Regions from separate parts of the Homo sapiens genome. Here region 2 is linked to region 1. A link is an interaction called in ENCODE POLR2A ChIA-PET data of the cell type or tissue named here. Cell type or tissue: PC-9. All regions are shown on one strand. Links, peaks and the distances in the headings refer to the core of each region. The heading gives the core; the rest is flanking DNA. Region 1 overlaps PTAR1 (protein prenyltransferase alpha subunit repeat containing 1). Region 2 overlaps APBA1 (amyloid beta precursor protein binding family A member 1).

What was found. Peaks named below come from ENCODE experiments on the same cell type or tissue, not always from the same donor. Only the 100,000 strongest peaks of a DNase experiment are listed, where the experiment ranks them.
Region 2: POLR2A ChIA-PET joins it to region 1 with 6 read pairs; 2 of 35 experiments call an interaction of 5 or more read pairs at or near these places.

Annotation. Positions count from the first base shown.
Region 1 is chr9:69,706,253-69,711,643 of GRCh38, reverse strand. It overlaps PTAR1 (protein prenyltransferase alpha subunit repeat containing 1), which reads left to right. Exons shown (of 8, transcript NM_001099666.2): 8 at 1-2,119. Among named protein-coding and RNA genes, the nearest start is that of APBA1, 37 kb to the right of the region's middle. In PC-9, for the core only: no CTCF peak of the experiment used is centred there; no DNase peak of the experiment used is centred there.
Region 2 is chr9:69,643,337-69,648,727 of GRCh38, reverse strand. The region is part of intron 1 of APBA1 (amyloid beta precursor protein binding family A member 1); the gene reads left to right. Among named protein-coding and RNA genes, the nearest start is that of APBA1, 26 kb to the left of the region's middle. In PC-9, for the core only: no CTCF peak of the experiment used is centred there; a DNase peak (open chromatin) is centred at 2,947.

The DNA.
Region 1 (5,391 bases), core at 221-5,220:
TGCTGTAGTCTTCTGCAATCAGTCTCTGTATTGGTATATCCAGTACTATCGGGTTTAGGTTCTTTTTATTTTTCCTTAAATCTTACTTGTTTCTAGCGTCTTAAGAGTGGTAATGGTAAAATGTGAAGTTACAATAAACTTCTGCTTGTTTTCTCAGAACATCTTTGGCATGAGGAAGAACTTTTTGTGAATGATACAGTAGTCTCAGCATCTGTTAATTTGTGGTTTTCAAAGCATTTTTGACAGAGTTTACCTAATGTAAAAAGATTAAACAGTTTTATAAAACACAAATAAACATTCCTACCTGAACTGTGAGGAACAGAGTGTATAGTACAAATGTAATTAGGCATTGCCTCCTGGCGAGGTTCTTGATGCATGACTTCGATGCTGGCTGCTGACTGAGGTGACCACTGTCAGTATTGTACTTTGGCATATGTTGTTTTTAGGAAAATAATGGAATGCATTCTTAGATTAACTTACTGTTTTTGAGTTGGAAAAAATAAAAGATGAGGTATTATAAGTATGCCAAATATTTATACACTACAAAAGATTAAAAAAGGAGAGGGAGAAAAAAAAAGGCCAGTTATGATTTTAATAGCGTCTAATTTTTTTTTGACTCGAATTTTGTGGACACTAGTCAATTGCATAATTTAACATGGAGGAGCTTTCATTTAAAAGAAGTTCTCAGCTACTATATTCTGCCATTAAAATTAACCATGCCTGTTAATTTTACATTGCTTGAAGATATAAGTAAGCTGCCGTCAATATTGTTTTAAGATTTTCTTATAGTTTATGTTTAAATGGAAAAGTTACATATATAATCTATGGTGCAGGGTCAGGCATTGGCCATTAAAGATAAGTTTGGCTAACTATTTTACTGAAGAGACTAATGGTCTTCCCTCTGTTGTACTGCTATGTTTCTTGATCTGTTTTTCCCCAATGTAACAGTCTACATTGAAGTCCTTTAGCTCTCTCCATATACTAATTGACATTTGTTAAGGATTCAATATTTTGTGAATTCTTTTTACCCTTAAAATGCATATCTTTCAGAGAGATAAGAATGAATTTTGCAATAATTTATATGCAGAGTGTGCTTATGGGTTTCTGGGAGTTCAAGTTAGTACCCCAGAGTGCTTAAAAGTATGATGCTAAATTCTAAGGCTAATGTAATGACTGTAGATTATCTATGTCCACATTGTTCAACAGAAATATAATGTGAACCACAACATAATTTTTAATTTTCTAGTAGCCATATTAAAAAAGAAACAAGCAAAATTAATTTTAATAACAGTTTATGTAACCCAGTATATTAAAAATATCATTTCAACATGTAATCAATATAAAAGATTATTAATGAAACACCTTATCTTCTTTTTCTTCCATACTAAGTCTTAGATTTGAGTGTATTTTGCACTCACAGCACATCTCAATTCTGACTGGCCACATTTTAAGTGCTCAGTAGTCACATATGGCTAAGGGCTACTATACTGGACAGTACAGATTCATAGAGTATAAAATATGACTTTAACTTTGGAGATGGTGAGGTAGGCCTGTAATTATGGTACTTTAAAAATTCAGAATATTTAGAAAAGCATCTAATAGAATTATCCACTTGTTTTCCTTCATCTTCATTTTAATATGTTCTAGAAGTAGGATCAGCCTGTTCCAATTTGCCAAGCATTATTAAGGAGGAATAATTCCATACCATGTAAAATACCATGATATGCTGATTATACTACATTAACAAATTTTTAAGTTGCGTTCACTAAATTCTGTCCTGTTTCTTCAAAATAATATAGCTTAAATTGCATGTTAATTGTATATCTTACCTATTTTGTTTTTATATTATTCTTACAATATAATCATGTATATTAACAAACAGCCCTGGGATTCTAATCTTCCTCTGCAACTGTCTTCCAGGACTTACTGGCACTTATTACACTGTGATAAGTGGCAGAAAAGTAGAATGAAATATTCTTTTTCCATTAGATTTGTTCTTATGTGACCATGTACCAAGCCAGCTATAAAGTATTGTATTTCTGTAGAATATGGAAAATAGTATTTGTCTTACCTTTGCTAAATGTTTGCAATTTCTAAGTAAACCTTTTATCTCCTAAAATGAGTGTTAAGTGTGATTTTGTTTTTACTTTTGGTGCTTTAAACTTGAGTCTAGTCTACCAAGCTTTCCATTTTATTTGCTTTGATGGTGGTAGGGGGGTGGAGGTGTGAACTGTTGTCTAAATGAAACCAATAATTTTATGACCTACATTTGTAGAAAGAATAAAAATGCCACTATGTCTAGAACATAAAAGAAATGTCAAAAACAAATTAGAGATATCGCCACAGTTGTTTTTAAATTGTATTAACAGTGACTAATTGCCTTATAAAAGTTATTATGACTAGATACGCTTTTTCCCATCCATTTCAAATGAAGCTGTAGAGCACATATAATTACTCGGTTATTTTAGTGTTACATCCTATGTTTTCTCAATCCTGAGTCTCACTTCTGTATGTTATAAGCCAGATATAGTGGTCTTACTTACACAATATAATACATAGATAGACTCCAAAAAGTGTTTGATAAAGTGGATACTTTTTTTAACTCAAATTTTAAATATTTCAGAAGTGTGTTATGGGAAAGACCTATCTTACTTTATCCCTTGACTATTTAGGATTACATTTTATATAATGCACTACTATTATGTATATTTTGGGTAGGAAACAGGATATCAAATTTATTTTGCATGATGGCAAAGTACAATTGTTTAAAATTGCAGTACTGACTAGGTGCAGTGGCCCACACCTGTAATCCCAGCACTGTGAGAGGCCCAGGCAGACGGATCACCTGAGGTTAGGAGTTCAAGACCAGCCTGGCCAACATGGCGAAACCCCATCTCTACTAAAAATACAAACATTAGCCAGGCATGGTGGCACATACCTGTAATCCCAGCTACTTGGGAGGCTGAGGCGGGAGAATGACTTGAAACCAGGATGCCGAGGTTGCAGTGAACCAAGATCATTCCACTGCACTCCAGCCTGGGTGAAAGAATGAGACTCCTTCTCCAAAAAAAAAAAAAACCATAAAAAATAAAAAAAGCAGTAGTGTTTTTGCACTGATACGCTAGGAAAGAAAACTAGCTTAATTTGAATTAATAAGCAAATTTTCTAAGAAGTGTGACAAAAATTGGTCTTAGTAAAGTGCTTCCCTGGGAAATTGATTTGCTCAGTAACATGCTTTTTGAAATGAAAGATCAACAATAACAGATCCAAGATGATACATTCGCCAATTATATTTATTATTTATAGATCAACAATAACAGATCCAAGATGATACACTAGCCAATTATATTTATTAAATATGATAACCCTTTTGTCATTGGTCTACATTTAGCAGATAGCACAATTTTCCTCATGTTGGAAGCTCAAAGTTTTGCTTTTGGTACTCTATTACTTAAAAAAAGAAAAGGTATTTTTTATGAGATGTTTAAATAGCATAGCTTTTGTCTGCTAGAAACTTACTCCAAAATGACCCTGTTGGGCATCAACTTTAAGTTACAGTGTGCCCTTTCTTTAAGAGAAACACAATAGTATCATTATATGTGTCCAGTGTCACAGAAGTAGAATTTGAAGGGTTGCTTGCCTCCCCACCTTAGCTTTAAAAAAAGGAAGCAATAATTTACATCTTGTTTTTTATTTCACAAAGAGATTCTTAGAGTAATCCTGGCTGTCAGGATTCTGAGTGCTTTACCTCTTCTTAATGATATGAGCAACAGACAGAATGGTATTTCTGAATTTACTCTTTTAGTATTGGAAAAGTCTGATGATAATACAAATGTCTCTTGTATCAGATTTCTCATATACCTCTCACAATAACTACAGCAGCATGATCAGCGAAAGGTCTGTGTAGGGAAGCTAACTAGGCTGAATTGACCCTCTATCATATTTTATATTCTCATATTTTTTAAAATTGCTAGTGACCTCACTAGATATATTGTTGAGAAAAATACTGAAAGGTAGTGACTCAATGGGACAGGTGCAACACCAGTCACCCCCATTTGTTTTATTTTCAAGTAAGTTGTGTAGCCATACCATCTACTGACATCCCTTGGAGCAAAAATAATCACATTATCTCTTGTTTATAACTAAATGAGGATACATCTAGTTGGTGGCATTGATATGTCTTAATTTCAGTTATTCCATGTGAATAAAAAAAATCATCTTGTGTAGCATTTATTATACTAGAAAATCACCAAGAACTACAATGTGCAACAATAGATTGAGTAAATTAGTGTTTTCCTGTAGAGGTATACTATGCACTCATAAAAATAGAACTTATAATTACAAGGAAAAAGCCTCATAATAAGTTTAGTTTTTAAAAGTAGGTTACAAAGCAGTATGTAAATAAGATTCTAACTTTTTTTTTTTATTTAAATCCCATTTCTAATCATAGCAGGACCAACCTTCTTACTGAGCACAACTAAAAATGTTGGAAAATATATTAAAATTTTATTCAAAGCAGATAAACTAAAAAACATCATACCAAAACTGTAGAATGCCAGTAGAAAAAAGAAATCAAAAAGAGCTAAAGACAAAAGATTAAACTGATAACTTACTTCTTGACAGCAACATTGAGTCAGAAGACAGTGGTAATCTAGAATTATAAACAGAAAAAAATTTTTGGTGAATGAGAATAAAGTACACATACACAATATGAGTCCATTCATGTAAAGTTTAAAAATAATCATTAAAGAAAAAATTATTGCAAAGATCAGGATAGTGGTTGCATCTAGTTGGGGAGTGGAACCATGCCAGGGACAGGAAAAAGATGAAGAACTTGTGGGACGCTGACAGGGTTCTGTTTCTTGGCTTTGCCTTGGGTACATGTTCTGCACACATACATATGTATACTCATATATATGAGTATATACACACATATACACATGTATATATGTGTATATATAACATACTATGTCTTTTTCCAGTTATATTCACAAAGAAGAAAAACACTGGAAAAATTAGGGTGCCATATTCATAACTAGATAACACATAAAACATTCTTCCAGCCAGGTGAAGTGACTCACACCTATAATCCCATCACTGGGAGGCCAAGTTTGGAGGATTGCTTGAGGCCAGGAGTTTGAGACTATCCTGGGGCACATAGCAAGATATCCTGTCTCTACAAAAAATAAAAAAATTAGCCGGGTGTGCTGGTGTAGGCCTGTAGTCCCAGCTACTCGGGAGGCTGAGGCAGGAGAATGGTATGAACCCAGGAGGCGGAGCTTGCTGTGAGATGAGATTGCACCACTGCACTCCAGCCTGGGTGACAGAGCAAGACTCTGTCTTAAAATAAAATAAAAAGATAAACAATACTGAAACAACAGGTTTTCCATA
Region 2 (5,391 bases), core at 291-5,290, 63 kb after region 1:
GATGAGGGATAGAGCAGGGAACCAGGAGTTAGAGTGCTTGGATTTGCCCTTGTTCAAAGGTTCAGACCATCCCTGAACTGCATCTGGGACTCACCTTCGAGGGCTAAACTATAGAGCTCTATAATAGCTGGGTGGTCTGTGCTCTTAAATTGGAAACCTTTAAAAATAATGATTTTTGCCCACTGGTGAAATGAACAACTAGGTTGAAAAGAGAATTGGCTCTATGGCTTACCAAAGTATAAGTATTTTATCAATTTTTGTCTTTAATATATAACTGAGTAGTGTGTGTAAAATGTTCATAAATGTAAACTTGGCTAATAGTAAGGTTTATGGGATCAACTCCTGATTCAATGGGAAAGTTACTTCTGTGCCCAGTGCTTTCCGTGTATCAGGGTGGCTTATTCAAGTGCACCTTGTCACTTTATTGCGAAGTTAAACCCATTATGTATTCTGACCTGGTCTCTAGGAGAGAGTTTTATTCCTAACCCCTTTCTCATCCCTGTTTAGTTTTTCCCCAAGGACACTGCTCTTGGTGAGAAATGTTGTAGCCAAGAGTCTAGTAGCTGGTGACTGTGACAACCTAGCATAGAGGACTCTTAACCACGCTCTTCACTTCCTGACAGGTAACCAGCCCTTCATCTGTCCAATGCTATAAGCAAAGATATCGAGGTACCTTCCAGTTCTGATCCAGAGAGTGCAGTGGTGGGGGCGGCTGCAGCATGGCCCAACCTAGGCAGCAACAGCCAAAGCTTGCCAGTCATGCAGTCCTGCCTTTAAGGCCTGTCTTTATCAACCCCATGTTCCTATCCCCCACAGACCACCCACCAAAACCCCAGTCAACAGTCTGCCTATTTTATTAAAAAGGACTTATCACAGTTTCACTGTTCATTAAGCACCTTTTGTTTGATTTCCTAGAAAACAGTGCTGTTGAAAACATTTTAGCTGAAGACTTTTAAATACTCAATAGTATTATTCTGTCTTTGTGTGCTCATGTCTTTATATTTCTATAGCATACATTCTGGCGCACTAAGGAAGCAACTTTTAAGAGTTATGTGTTTGATGAGGTTTGCTTTCTGTTTAATGGCATGCATATCCTAAGCTGTTGTTTTGTGACCTTGAATAATAACTTAATAAGTTAGAGGAAAATATAGTCAGGAAACTTGACTTTGGTTGTTGTCTACCCTGAAAGCTGTCAGATAGCAATTATGTGTAAGATTTGGAAGTCGGCTTGCACTTTACTGTGGCTTTTAAAGTACTTGCTGTATCCAGCTACTTTGCAAAATGCTGATAAACTCTTAGGAAGATGGGTGTGTTTTTATGGCTTGAATTTAAGAGTAATGACTTCTGAGACTTAGATACTTTATCTGAAGGAGGTAAGGAATAATAAAATAGCAGAGGTAGAACTGCAGATTTGAGAGTCCATGATTTGCTTTCTTTTCATATATTTTGTGAAGGAAAAGGTTAACATCAATGAATAAGCTTTCCAGGCTTGAACAGTGTCTGCTTTCTGAACAACAACAACAAAAAGCTATAATCCCAATAAAATGTCTTGCCACTAATGAAACCTCAGGGTCCAGTCTGGGATATTTTATTAGATAATCGAGGTTTTATATTGCTGTTATTAAGGCACTGAATCCTGGTAGGGAGTTCCTGAATATTAAGCAATGATGCACTTCCCAACAAGGCAGTGAAAAGGGAAAATGCAGGCAGTATTGGCAGCATACTGGGGCTTGAGCGTTTTCTCCCCAGGGTTATAGGCAATTGAAAATCCATTCAGCAGCCTGCGTTCCCCTGTGTCTCAGGACTTATTCATGGAGGGCACTGAGAGGCCTAAGAAAATAGTGTTAATCACAGTTCCTTTGGTGCCTGGGTGTGTCTATATTACCTTCTTCAATTCCCCTCCCATTTTAGGAACCAAATGAGAAATAAAATGCAAGAGACAAATGGAGCTCTGTTATTAATAAAGCCAGTTGGAAACTGTGGCTTAGATGTGTGGCCACTAAAGACTGCCTGGAATTAGTGTCACTCATGCTCTCAGCCCTGGTGCAGGGGGACAGTTCTTGCCTGGTAACTTACCTGCAGGAGAGCAGACCAGAATGCCCCCTTCTGTGGGCAGACAGAGGTGAAAAAGAGCAAGGAAGGCTTGAAGCCAGGCTTGTCTAGGACTTCCTCCGAAGCTCTCCAGAAGGGGTGGATGTTGAGGAGTAGGGTGGGAGTGGGGTGGGAGTAGAGAAACCTGGAGTGTTACTCTCTGCAAATCCCTTCTGAGAACATCAGACCAAGGCAAGGAAGTTGCTCCTAAAATGCTCCAACAGAGATGAAAAGTAACGATCAGCACAATTACAGAAGAAAACAGACCTGTTTTCTATATGTTTTAAAAATATTTTATCATACAAGAATGACACATGCATGGCAGAAAATTTTTGAACTGTATATGAGCAGAATGGAGGAAATCAGTAATTCCTCATTACCCACTACCCCAAGATAATGGCTGTTAACATTTGGGCATATTCTTTTCTTGTGGGTGCAACAAATACAGCATATTTACTATTTTGTAGCCTGCCTCTATAAAAAAACTTGATATTATAAATGAGTTTTAATAAATCTAGAAAATGACTCCTGGGTGCTTATCAAAATAAAACTTTTCCTATTTTCATTTTGCTTATATGTCACAGGACTTACTTTCAACTGGTGTTAAGATTGGTGAGTATGTCTATCCATGTGATATTTAAAGTAAAACAAAACATTTATGGTTTTAAGGTGTATCAGTCAGAGTTCTTAGACACTAGCAACAGAAAATGACTCTGGCTAAGCAGAGACGTGATTGGGCAGCTGGAGAATTGGGAGAACTGGAGAGTCTGAATGAAGGCTGAGCTTCCTGGAGCAGCACCCAACACCAAACCCCAGAACTGGTCTGACGAGAAAGTGCCACCTCTAGGGAGCTCTCGATGCCACGTGACCTGTCTGCCAGGACCTTAATCGCAGCTGCTGGCCCTGCCATCCTCAAAGCTACCTCTGTGTCGAGTGTGCAGCTACAAGGCCACCCTTCTCCTGCCACTGCTGAAGAGAGCACGAGCTCCCCCCTCCCTTTCATAATGTAAGCTCCCAGTCCGCCTCCGTGCAGGCTGCCTGGTTGGCAGAGCTCACTTCTCCCTCAGCCTTTTCTCTAGCTGCAAGGGAAACTGGGCAAGCAAGTCTCTAGCTTTTTTTCTCTCACTTCAGGTAGACGATCTTGCCTCGCCCAACCTGGACTCACAAAGTGGTGAACTTGCCAAACACATAACTCGGTTCAGGCAGTGAGTGGCCAAATGAAAGAAAAATGTTTTGCTTGTGTCATGTTGTTATGAGATCTTGCCTTAACTGATGTTTTCAAATAACTAAACAGCTTCCTGTTCAATCATGTTAGAGAAATTGACCTCAATTCTGTTGGCCTCTGTGGCTTGGACAAAGTTACAGCCTTTCTTACTTACCTATCCCATGAGCCAGTAAGGATCAAGTAAGATGAAAATGCTTTGGAGGTAATAAAAAACATACAAGTTATACTTATTCAACCCCTCGACTAATTTCTCAGTATCTCCTTTCCCTTCCAACATCGATCTTAAACTGTCATCTTGAGGATTATCGTGGATATCCTAATAAACTATCCAGTGACTTCTGGCTTGACACCTTGGCAGCATCTGACACCTCTCCCACCCCCAGTCCCCCACTCCCATCCCCACACATACTTCTACTCACTTTCCAAATTCTATAGATTCTTCCCACCATGTTTTTTTCTGCAGCAGTCTCTGTTTCCAGAGCCCTATCTAGGCCATAATCATCTTCTACCCTGAATAATCACAGGTCACTATCATTCTACCCATTGCTACCAGACATCTTCTTGAAGCACATCTTTTATTACCTACTCCTGCTGAGAAACCATCAGTGGCCCCCCACTACTCACAGAATAAAGTCTGCTTCCAAGGGGTGTCACCATTAGGACCCTGGCTTTCCATCCAGCATGAGTTCACAGTTTTCCACAGACATCCCCAACTCCCTCTACTCAAACCAGTTATTTGTGGGTGAGTTCAAAGAAGCTTAAGCTCTTGGGGTCCCATCTGAGACATGGCCAAGTTGGAAAGAGAAGAACAGGTTTGCTGGGACTCTGTAGGGCTTCTTACAAATGGGACTCTGTAATGAGAGCATTTAGGTTTTTTGAATGGGGAAAGCCATTCATGGAGCTGCCAGAATGTGAATGGGCTAAAGAGGAATTTAATTAAATCACTTATTGAGAACTAACAGAAGAATTTTGGGGGATGAGAAAAATAGTGTCAACATTGAAAGAGTACAAAATACTGGCATGAACATGGTAGGAAATGCCCCTCCATGGGACATTATCAGTGGAGATATATGGACTGTGGTGGTGGTCATTCAATTAGTAGACATGTAAAACAGGCATGTAAAATTAATACTCTATCCAACAAACATTTATGGAACATCTATTCTGTACCTGATACTAAGAGTTCTGGTGATACAGTAGAGAAGATAGCAGTTCTTATTCTCATGAATTTTACATTCTAGTGGGAAAGACAGATAGCAAGCAGATTAATAAGTAAATATACATGATCATGTCATGTTTTTACAATGTTCTGAGGAAAAATAAAGCAGAGTAATGGCAAAGAGTGTGACATCGGGTTGTAGTGGTCAAGGAAGGCCTGGCCATTTGAACCAAGGCCTGATGAAGTGAGGGAACAAGCCCTGCATATATTTGTGGGAAGAGCCTTCTAGGCAAAAGGAACAGCAAACACAAAAACAGACCTTGAGGCAAGAGCATGCTTGGAGTCCTTGGATAATAGCAAGAAGCTGAGAGACAGTGGGTACTACAATGGTATTAAGGATGGCAGTCAGGGATCAGCCCAGGTAGGGTCTTGTAGGCCAGGAGACTGATCATTTCTTCTCTGCTCCATATTCCTTTCCCATAGAGTTGTCTCCTAAGCTAGTCCTGCACTGGGCTTTGGGATATCAGCTCTGAAGCCATAGCCAATGGACCTCAAGACGAATCCGTCGGATTCTTTATCCTGAGAATTTGAATGTGAAGCTTTATAAAGTGATAGAGTCCAGGCAGGGCTGGGCTGCATGGGCCGTGTTTGGCTCATGTGCATAGAGAAGTATCCTGAAACAAGAAGGAGGGAGAGGAATGAGGCAGACATAGAGGAAAAGAAACATAAATGAGAGCCCATGGGTCCATGAGGAGGAGAGATGTGCCAGTCTTGGTCCCAAAGCTTCCTGAGGCCCAGCTACACTTCATGCTCTTGAATTCTATATATTATCCATGTCCTTGTTAGCAAATTCACATATACTTAAGCCTAAGTGACTTCTATTTCTTTCAACCAAATTGTCACTGACTCTGACCCC